Regions from separate parts of the Homo sapiens genome. Here regions 1 and 3 are each linked to region 2. Evidence: chromatin contacts called from ENCODE Hi-C data. All regions are on one chromosome and are shown on one strand. The core of a region is the stretch at or near the end of the contact, and the rest is flanking DNA. Distances in the headings are between cores, read along the strand shown.

Region 1 (3,863 bases), core at 755-3,254, 390 kb before region 2:
TTGTACCATTGCTGGGAAATCTCCGTTTTGTGGTTTCTCCTCAGGCTACCTCTCTGGGTTCTGTTTCTTCCCTGTAAAATACTTTAGCAACAGAACCCAGAGAGTCAGCCTGAGTGGAAAGCACTGAAATGCCCTGGCTCTGAGATTCTCAGTTTATCCTCCTTTCTTAACCAGCTCTGCCACCCAACGTGACCATCTCAAATCCACTACAGCTGGAGGGTTCTCCAAATTCCAAAGATGGCCTTTTTAGGGCACTGTGTATCTTAACACTTTGGAAGCATCCCAGAGCATGGATACATTCAATCAAGAGTGAGACAGAGTGAGACATGCACATACGCAGAGAAGGAAAGATGAATAAAGAGAGATACTTTATGAATGTAGGTGCCTAGTGTGAAGAGCCTACACACTACTCCTAGTTTCTAGGTTGGCTAAGACTCTGGGATTTTTTAGATCAAACAGGGCACCAAGCCTGGCATCTCAAGTTTTTGGCTAATGACTTTTGAGTGTAAACAGGTTTGGAAATTGGCAGTTGCAGATTTTGTTACCACTTTCCTAAAAATACTTCAGAGTGGCAATTTAAGGACTCTAGAGAAGAAAAGTGACCTCCACCCATTCTTTCAGGAGCAGAGATTGCCCAGCAATGGCCATTTCAAATGGCACTTCCATGGAAAAGGAGAAGTGAGCAAGTTGGTGGCATCTCCAGCAGCATTTGCTTTGGACTTGCCTCAGCCGAGGACAGATTGACTTTGTCTTCTGAAAATGAAATTAGGCTAATCATTTATGTTAATGTTTTAATTTAACAGTTTAGAGGGGGAAAATAATTATGTTTAAAGAATTTTAATTCTCTAGGATTTAAAAATAAACTTCTACTTAAAGGTTAAGTTCCAACTCAAAAATAAGATTCCAGATAGCAAAAAGAAGGTGGAAAATGAAGCCATAGATAGTTAATGTGTCTGCCAGAGACTATCTCAAATTCCTTGCCATGTGTACATCATGGGGCAGTGGAAATAAAGACTTGGAACACAAACCCTGGTTTTCATCTTTATCTTCTCCCTAAGTAGCCCTGTGGCCTTGTGGTAAATTCCTAAACTCCGAATTGGGGTGGCTTCATCTCTTAAATAAGAGAATTATATTATTCTGGAGTAAATTATTTCTGAGCTCTCGTATTAAGGAATTGTTAGTTTTCTTTAAAATCTTGGCACTACCCAAGAAAAAAGTGCTGAATTCTGAGTATAGTAAGAAAATATATGAAACACCTGCATTCTTCTAGCTGTGTTGCAAATGCAATATGTACAGATTTTAGTACTTTGAAATCGTAATATCATCAATGTGAACAATTAAAGTTTGTGTTGGTCATAGTTCCAAATTGTAGCTGATTTTTATTTTTATACTCCACTCTTGGTCACATCTAACTTATTTCTTAGTTTGTCCTTTGTTAGACAAGCAATCCCTAAATATAGCACGGTTTCTATGGGAACATACATTCTCCTGAAGATTCCAGGAACACGTTTTATCTGAAAAATAAGGAACTGTCAGATAATACGTCCAAATTCAGGACTATAACCCAGGTTTTATATTTTTGAATTAATTTCATTTAAGTAGAGTTGTTTAAAATTAGTTGAAAAATTGGTTTCATGTGAAATTTTCCAGCTGAGTTGAATTGGTACATATTTGATTTTGATAATAAGAATTAAAATCTTATCTTTTATTGAGAGCTTTTTTTGAAATAATTAAGCATATGGCTCCATAACATTTGGATTCTGTTGTTTTACATCTCTGTGGCCACAAGCACTGTTGGATGATTGTGGAGCAGATGGCACAGGTGGGGACAATACTTACTCTTTTCCAAAGCAAATGAGAACTTTATCAGTTGTTACCTAAACGTAGGCCATAACGCACTTGCATTATGCATTTTTGTCCTTTTGAATTCCTGTAGCTGAGCAATAATATGATTTGGTGCTGAGTTTTCCTGTAACTGCTAGTTCCTTCCATCTTTAGGGTGTAGTCACCCAATACTTCCTCAAAAGTATGCCTTGATGTCTTAGCACAGCTACAGATGACTGTGAAGTTAGGGCAGAAAGTGAGAAGGTTGACATATGAAAATTAAAAACTTTTGAGGAAAACAACCCTCATTGTTGAAGTTACATCACCAGAGGATTGGACTTCAAAGAAAACCATATGTCCAAATGGCAGTTGATGAGAGAAGGGACCTTTGAAAATGGAAAATTATAGTTATAAATATTGGACGCTTACTGCTGAGAATACAAAAGTCTCACAGGAAGTCATGCCACAGGTCGTTTTCATTCTGAATGTGAAACATTTGGGGCAATACATAAAAGTACAATGAGAAACAGCATTGAAAAATACCTTTTAAGTGTTTCATTTTAATAAGAAATATTTCTGAAAATAAGACATTGAGAGTGAAAATGAAGCATTTACTTATGAGAATATTCTCGAATGTGTTTCACCACTAACTGTAGAGATAAACATTCCTTTGTGGCTGGGATGGCTCATCTGGGCTCTTCATTTTCACTGTTCCTCCTTGTGAGCCTTCAGTCTAAAGCTATTCTCTCGCTTCCTCATTTTTCACATGGTTTTAAAGACTGTTGAGGTTAGCGAAGTCTTGGTTCCAGTAAACTGCTCTCATTGCCTGCCCTGATCATGATTAGCAAATGACTATGGTAAATTATATCCTTATAAAAGATAATATTAGGAGTAATATTCCCCTGAAATACTATGAAAAATATCACACGGTGTACATCCACTGTGATATTAGGAGTAAATTCCCCCTAGGATATTATGAATAATATCACAGGGTATAATATCACACCCACTGTGATATTAGGAGCAATATCCCCATAAGATATTCCAAATAATGTCACAGGATGTACACAACAGGTGTACATCCACTATGATATTAGGAGTAATATCCCCATAAGATATTACAAATAATGTCACATGGTGTACAAACCGAGTGTACACCCACTGGAATATTAGGAGTAATATTCCCCTAATATATTACGAATAATGACACAGGGTGTACAACATTGGTGATATTAGGAGTAATATCTCACTAAGATATTACAAATAATATCACAAGGTGTACACCCACTGTGATATTAGGAGTAATAAGCAACTAATACATTACAAATAATATCACAGGGCATACACACAAGTTGTACACAAACTGTATTATTAGGAATAATATCCCCCTAAGATATTATGAATAATAACACAGGGTGTACACCCACTTTAATATTAGGAGTAACATCCTTCTAAGATATTATGAATGATTTCACAGAGTGTGCACCCACTGTGATATTAGGAGTAATATCTCCCTAAGATATTATGAATAATATTACAGGGTGTACACACCGTGAGGTATTCGTAGTAATGTCCCCCTAAGATATTACGAATAATATGACAGGGTGTACATCCACTGTGATATTAGGAAGAACATTCCCCAAAGATATTAAGAATAATATAACAGGGTGTACCTCCACTGTGATATTATAAAAAATATCTTCCTAAGATATTATGAATAATATCACCAGATATACACGCTGGTGTACATTTACTGTGATATTAGGAGTAATAGCCTTCTAAGATATTATGAATAATACCAACGGGTGTACACACCAGGTGTACACCCACTGTGATATTAGGAGTAATGTCCCTTAAGATATTAGGAATAATATCAAAAGGTATACACACACTGTGATATTAGGAGGAATATCCCCCTAAGATATTACAAATAATATCACCTGGTGTAAACCCACTGTAATATTAGGAGGAATACCCTTCTAAGATATTACGAATAACATCACCAGGTGTACACCAACTGTGATATTAGGAGGAATATA
Region 2 (3,524 bases), core at 144-2,643:
CTGTCACTAAGACAAGCACTTATGATTATTACACTTATTTTGTATATGTGTTATGCTTTAAAAGGTTTTCACATCTATCAGTTTATAAAATTTTTTTAAATTGTATTTTATCAGTATTGGCGAGGATACAGGGAAAAATTGCTCAAATACTAGCAGTGGGAATGTAAGTTAAAACAACTACTCAGGGGAGCAAATCAGTGAAATCTATTAAGGATTTACATCGTGCAAACTCTGTGATCCAGTACATTCTCTTGTTGGTATCTGCACTCTAGAGAAATACTTGGACCTAAGTACAAAAAGGCATCTACATATATATTTATGGTACCATTGCTTCTCATAATAATATTAATAAACAAACGTGAGGGTGGGGGAATGGTACATTAATTATGTATGTATATATATACACATATTGGTTCTGAGGACATGCAGCATTTTCAGAGAATGAGGTAGATTTATATACAGATATGGAAAGATTTCAATGCTAAGTGTAAAAAAGTAACATCTACACTTGCAAATGCACAGGAACTAGGAGTCATCATCTACAGACTGGGTTTGTAATTAGGGCCTAAAAGGGATATAAGCATAATTGTAACGTTTAAGCTTTTTTTTTTTTTCGCATGGACAAAATCTTACTTGTGTAATTTAAAATTAATAACGGTACTTAGAATGACTTTGGAAAAATATACAAATAATGAAATGGGGATCCAAAGAATGTTCACTGTATACCTCTGTACTTCTAAAAATGTGAATAAGTGTAGCATCCGTTGGGAGAAAAGTTTAATTAAATTTTAAATAAAACAATAAAAGGTGCCTAACTTCGTGTGAAAACAGACATATAGATATAATTAAATGTGACTACCGCTTAGAGATGTTAGTTATGAACTAGGAGCGCTGAGAAAAGGTATCCTAAATAGGTCTGGGGGAAGTGAGAGTTAGAAGAGGTGACTCTTGAGCTGAGTACCGACATAGAAATGGTATGCCCTGTTTTTATTCCTGGAGGGCTCAGCATGAGGTGCCCAAGAGGCCCTGAAACCCATTTCCATGACATTTTCCCACGAGCTGGAGCATAAACCCCCACCGAATAACTGAAGGGAAGCGGAAGGCGCAGAAACGCGGACGAAGAGGAAGCGGGCGCTTGTTAAACCGTGCGATGCACAATGCGGGAAAGTCCAACCAGCTCCGTGTTTCAAAGCTGGATGCCCAGATTTCCCACCCATTCCTACAGGCAGACCGGCTCGCCCTCTCCCTCCTTCCCGCGTCGTTTACTGGTCAGTAGAAGATTGACATGTCATCTGGCCAATAGGTTGGCTCCTCTATGGAGGCACTCAGGAACCAGTCGGGTCTTTGGTCCCTCGAGCGAGATGCGAGCTGTGTGCGTCGACGTCAGCGTGCTGACGTCACGGGCCGGAGGTCCCGGGGCTGCTGGGTGCGGGCGGTGGGCTGCGCGTTGTCCGCTGGACTGGGTCCCGGTCACGCCCCGCCAAGCCCCGCCCCTCAGGCCGGGGCGCGACCGCGGATCCGCAGTTCCCGGGCCAGCCTGGGGCGGCCGGCCAGGAACCACCCGTTAAGGTAGGCTGGGTTTCTCGTTCCCCTATTTGACAGGTTGGAAAACTGAGTCTCCTGGGTCAGATGACTTACATGGGGGCGTACAGGGGACCCGCGGACGGAGGCCATATCCTGGTCCTGTTCTGTTTCCTGAGTCCTGCGCGAGCCTCCAGGGGAGGAGGAGGGGCGAGGCAGGCTGTGCTCATAATGGACACAAGAGTGAAGTTGCAGAATGCTGAGCCCCGCTGCTCCCACGGCGTGGGCCGGGATTCAGGGATGGATATAGGTAGCGGGAGTGTCCTCATTCCTCCAGCCTGCGGACCCTGAGGAGTCCCCGGTGGGGTCGGCCCCGGGCTGGCGCCATGGGCCCCCAAGAAGGACCAAGAATTGGTGACTGGGTGTAATGCGTGGGTTGTCCAGACACAGGCGGTTGTGAGTCTCTTCTATTCATTGAGAAAAGTCGTGTTCAAAAAAAAAAAAAAGAAAGAAAGCACGAATCATGAATGTTCTCCCTGTGGTTTCAGTTAACTGCTTCACCTACTCGTAGATATCTCGCCATTGTTTGAAATCTTAGTTGCTTGAATACTTTTGATTTAGGGTTAGGGATTTTTCCCCCTCTCTTTTAGTTCAAACATGGGTGGACATTGTGGAACTTTTCTTTGTTCACTGTGTCATTTGTCTTCTATTTCACAGATGGAATCACTGAATTCATCACTTGACACAGTACTAGTTTGGATAAGTTTAGCAAGGTAACCAAGTAACGGGTCTAATTAAATCTTTACTGGAATTAGTCCAGTTTGCCACATTTCCTTGTTAGGAAGAATTCTGAAAGGTAATTCCCGTCTGTATACCATATCTACCCATACGCCTCTTTCTAGAAGCAGGATCTCACAAAACGACTTATGGTATCCTTGTTTTATTGATGGATTCTGATAAGGTGGTGGATTATTCATGTTCATAAAATGAAAACATACAATATGTTGTCGTGTAGAAGTCACTGTCTTTAAAATCTAACTGTCTCAAACATTGGTCTTTTAAAACTGCATTATTGCATTGCCTAAAACTGCATGAAAGAAATGAAATGAAACAGCCTCTGAGGGATATTACCTTACTTATGTTCACAGAAGGATGGTGATTAACATCATTTGGATTTATTCAATGGACAGTTTGCCTGAGTGATTGTCTATGCCACTCATTGTTTTAGGTTTTAGAGATTGAGTAGTGAGCAATTTAGATAAGGCCCATACCCTCAAAGACTTTAACTTTTGTTGGAGAATATAATAAACATGTAAATCAAAGAGACAAGTTTAGATAGGAATAAATGTCAGAAAAGATACTACTGGGTAGAGAGTTTGAGAGTGACTGGGTTGTATGGAGAAATGGGATGGTCAGGGAAGACCTCCCTAAGGAGGTAACACGAGGTGACATTTTGGGTGATAGCTGAATGTTTAGCTGAGTCAGCCATGAGAAAATGGGCTGGAAGTTTCTAGGCAGATATAAACAGTGTAAAGGAGCTAAAGGAAGAATGAACTTGGCATGTTCCAGGGACAGAGGGAAGCCCGTGTGGCTGGAGCTGAGTGAACCTAGGGGAGGGTGAGGTGAGGAGACAGTGGTCAGAGGTGACACTGGAGAGGTGTACAGGGATTGGATCATCTTGTATCCCATGTGAGCCTTACAGGCAGGCAAGGGAAAGATAATTTGTGTACTGCAGAGTCTTGTTTTCTTTTAGTGATACTCATAAACTCTAGCCAACTTTCTGCTTTGTTTTGGTTATGAAATCATTGCAGTAATTTATTGTGTATATATTTTTTCTCCAGAGGCCCTCTTAATGAAAAGATCTTGTTTCCTTCAGCACCTTATCCGATGTAGTTTGTTTCCTTTCCATTGTTATATGCAGAACTCAAAGTCTTTGCTTTTTCTTAAGCTCCCTGCTTTTAATCCTTTCTACTTCCAACCGTGAATACTCTTTCTTATTACCT
Region 3 (3,421 bases), core at 905-3,404, 490 kb before region 2:
TCAGCAATTTAGGTGATTTGAAATTGGGCTCCCACTTTGTGATGGTACAATATTTTTAGCACATGCTGTCTCCTAGGGTGTAGCCCTTCAGGGGTCCTAACTGAAAATTTGAGGTAATTATAAGGGCACCACCTCCTTGGTGGTCTCTGTTTGCTTCTTAAACTAGATTTCCTTAACTTCTGAGCATCTTAGCCACTGTATTTCACCTGTTTCTTCACCTCTCAGTGTCCAGTTTCAAATCAGCAGTGCCTTGAGTAAAAAGTACTCAGGAGTTGAAAATCAGATTCACTGATTTGTACTTCCTGTCTTCTGGGGATTTTATTTCTTCAAGGTGTCATTGCCTGGGCAGCTTTCTGAAGCCTTCAAACTTATAGGTTTTGCATTCTGTTCATTTTTGTAAGCTGCTCTCAGCAGGAGGGTTTGTCAGCAACAATCTTCTCTACAACTAATAAAGCTTGAAATATCTCTAGCATGAGTTATTTTGAAGCAGATAGCATTTTAACTCATATGGCAGAAAGAACGCACATCTGCTGAAATTGAAGAGTTTCCTGATGCAGAGGCCTTCTCTTCAAACTAAGAAACAAAGTTGGAAGCACTTAGAACATTATGTTTGGAGTAAGAAATGTGAATACTGATGAAAACAGAACTGCAAAAATTTCGCCTAAAATAATGAGTGTTTTAGCACTGTAAAGAATACCAGGAATCACCCCAAATTACCAAAGTTATCATTCTACTTAGGGACCTTAAAATAGAAAGAACCCAGGGCCAGTATCATTTTGATGCCTTTTAAAATTTCTTTTTGAAATAGTGAAATGTCACAATGGATTTTAAAAATAGGGGAATGTTGAAAATGTTGATATTTAATAAATTAGTACTTTTTAATTGACCAATTTCTATATAATATTAACATGCTGTCTACATCAGGAGTTCTCAACCCCTGGGCCACAGACCAGCAGTGGTTCGTGGCCTGTTAGGAACTGGGCTGTACAGAAGGAGCGGAGCAGTGCACGAGTGGGCCAGCAAAGTTTCGTCTATATTTACAGCTGCTCCCCATCACTTGCATTACTGCCTGAGCTCCACCTCCTGTTAGATCAGCAGCGGCATTAGATTCTCATGGGAGCATGAACCTTATTGTTGAATTGTCCATGCTAGGGATCTAGGTTGCAGTGTTCCTTATGAGAATCTAATGTCTGATGATCTATCATTGTCTTCCATCACCCCCAAATGGGACCATCTAGTTGCAGAAAAACAACCTCAGGGCTTCCACTGATTCTACATTATGATGAGTTGTATAATTATTTCATTATATATTATCATGTAATAACAATTGAAATAAAGTGCGCAATAAATGTAATGTGCTTGAATCATCCAGAAAACATCCCCACCCCTGTCTGTGGAAAAATTGTCTTCCATGAAACCTTTCCCTGGTGCCAAAAAAGGTTGGGGACCACCGATTTACATAATTAGAAAGTTTATAAAATCCTAATTTATAGAGTGGTCATCAAATGGTAGGAAAGTTCAAGCAGTTTGAGGAACTGATGTTTTTTTTTCTCAATACTTGCAGTGCATCTCTATGACTGTATGGGCAGCTTCTTCTGGAGATAATGTTGACAGTCTAAAAAGTTAAGCTGTGACGATTTACTCCCCTCCCCTGCCCCTATAGCACACTCTGATTTTAAATATTTTCTCTCTTAATTCTAATTAAATGACATAATTATAGTGCCATATCCCAGTCAATGCCATTTATCAGTGACAGCTAATTAACACAATTATAAAAGTGGGAGCCCTAAGTTACCAGTGAGGTATAGAGCAACTCTGGAAATTTTCTCCTTACTGAAAGGAAATATTACACATATTCCTTCACCAGAAGAACAATACACAGTTTACCTTCCCTTTTTGTTTTTGATAATACCACTTTGTTCCCCATTCTCTACAAAATTTAGTTTGAAGAACATTTTAAAAACTTGATTCATCGTAGTCATCAATCCTTCATAAATATTTCTTGACAATTGGCCTCTCTGTAGTTTGCAACCTGGACTACTCATGTTTAAGAGCTTGGTTTTTCAAGACTATTGTGTTTCAAATGGTTTTGAGGTTTTATGGTCTGTTGACATTCTGAGGAACTTAGAACACATTCACTTCCTTTTGCTTGGTGAGCTGTCCAGAGCCTTTGCAAATGCATGCAGAGCATGGAAATGACCCAGCTGCCCTGCTGTTGAAACAGAATCCTATTTGGAAGGCAGACATGTGGCCCATCTCTGTAGCCATCACTGAGAAATCTGGATTTTCAAGGTAAGTGCAGATGACTTAGGTTTGGGGAGACATGAATGAAAGTGCTATAGAAATAAAGCACACTTAATTTGTTGGCATAGTCCTAATTCAGAATCTTCAAATGGTTCTGCTCTAAAAAGCAAGCTTATTCTCTGACCACAACTCCTCCTTTATAGAAAGAATTGTTCTATTCTTACTGCTTAGGATATGCTGCTCTGAAAGTAAAACCTAATATTTATGGGTAAATGTGAACAAAAATGATTTCAGAATCTCTCTGTCAAAAAACCAGCTAAACATATCATAGAATTTTTTAGAGCAGTTGGCACTATTGAATTTGTGTATAATTATTCAAATGCTTATCTTTTAAGTGATGTCTTAATTTCCTTTTGTTATGAAAATCCTTTAACTCTATTACTGCATTATTTTCAGATAGAGTTTGAAACTATTCAGGCAGCCCTAGTCAATAGAAGGAAACAATCTGTAAGCAATCAAGTACTTAGAAATTTCTAAAAGAAGTATATTCAAAATAACATGTGAAATAATGGTAATTATAATTCTTTCCATCCCACTTTTAAAGTACTACTTAACAGGAAGGATCTGAAAATAACTTCTTAAATAAGATAAATAAAAAGAACAACATCTGTTCAAATAATTTTACTTTAAGTAAAATACTTTCTATACCAGTATTTTCTACTTCCAAGAAGTAATATTTTTCAAATATGTGGAATGAAATATAATGCAAAGTTTTTAAACAATAAGTCAGTAATGCCTAACCTGAATATAGGCATTTAATTTTGTTTCTTTTACAAATTTGTTATATGACTTTTGATAGGTCACTTAATTCTCTGGACTTCAGCGTTCTACATAACTGCACAATTACTTATCTGAGAAATTACTTATTAAGTACTCCAGAATTACATGTCTTTGTTTTCTGTTTTATTGGGTTTAAATCAGTTAATTAGGATTTTAATCAGTCAATAGAAGTAATGGGAAGACCAATGGATGAGGAATCAGGTGGTGTGAATTCTAGTCCTCTGTTTTCTAGTAATTGGCTGCATAATTTGGGGGAATATTGTCTAAGGATTCCAGACCAGGGGTTGGCAAACTTTTTCTACAAAAGCCTTGATAGTAAATATTTTAGGCTTTGCAA

The links. Hi-C counts contacts between places; a loop is a spot of excess contacts on that map. Pooled maps may share reads with other maps.
Region 1: a loop to region 2 is called in a map with no recorded cell type, with 4 times the contacts of the local background. The contact joins the enhancer-like site here to the promoter of STARD3NL in region 2. A Hi-C loop is called at or near these places in 16 of 37 single-sample maps with no recorded cell type and 5 of 50 pooled maps.
Region 3: a loop to region 2 is called in a pooled map, with 4 times the contacts of the local background. The contact joins the promoter of GPR141 here to the promoter of STARD3NL in region 2. A Hi-C loop is called at or near these places in 6 of 37 single-sample maps with no recorded cell type and 4 of 50 pooled maps.

Annotation. Positions count from the first base shown.
Region 1 is chr7:37,784,852-37,788,714 of GRCh38, forward strand. No RefSeq gene overlaps it. Among named protein-coding and RNA genes, the nearest start is that of NME8, 62 kb to the right of the region's middle. Within about 2 kb of position 2,005, at least 3 of the 41 ENCODE cell types and tissues checked have a DNase peak (open chromatin) inside an H3K27ac peak, as active enhancers do.
Region 2 is chr7:38,176,852-38,180,375 of GRCh38, forward strand. It overlaps STARD3NL (STARD3 N-terminal like), which reads left to right and starts at 1,394. Exons shown (of 9, transcript NM_032016.4): 1 at 1,394-1,569. RefSeq lists an enhancer at 1,041-1,120 and a silencer at 1,371-1,650.
Region 3 is chr7:37,681,612-37,685,032 of GRCh38, forward strand. It overlaps GPR141 (G protein-coupled receptor 141), which reads left to right and starts at 2,155. Exons shown (of 3, transcript NM_001381946.1): 1 at 2,155-2,292. RefSeq lists an enhancer at 158-217.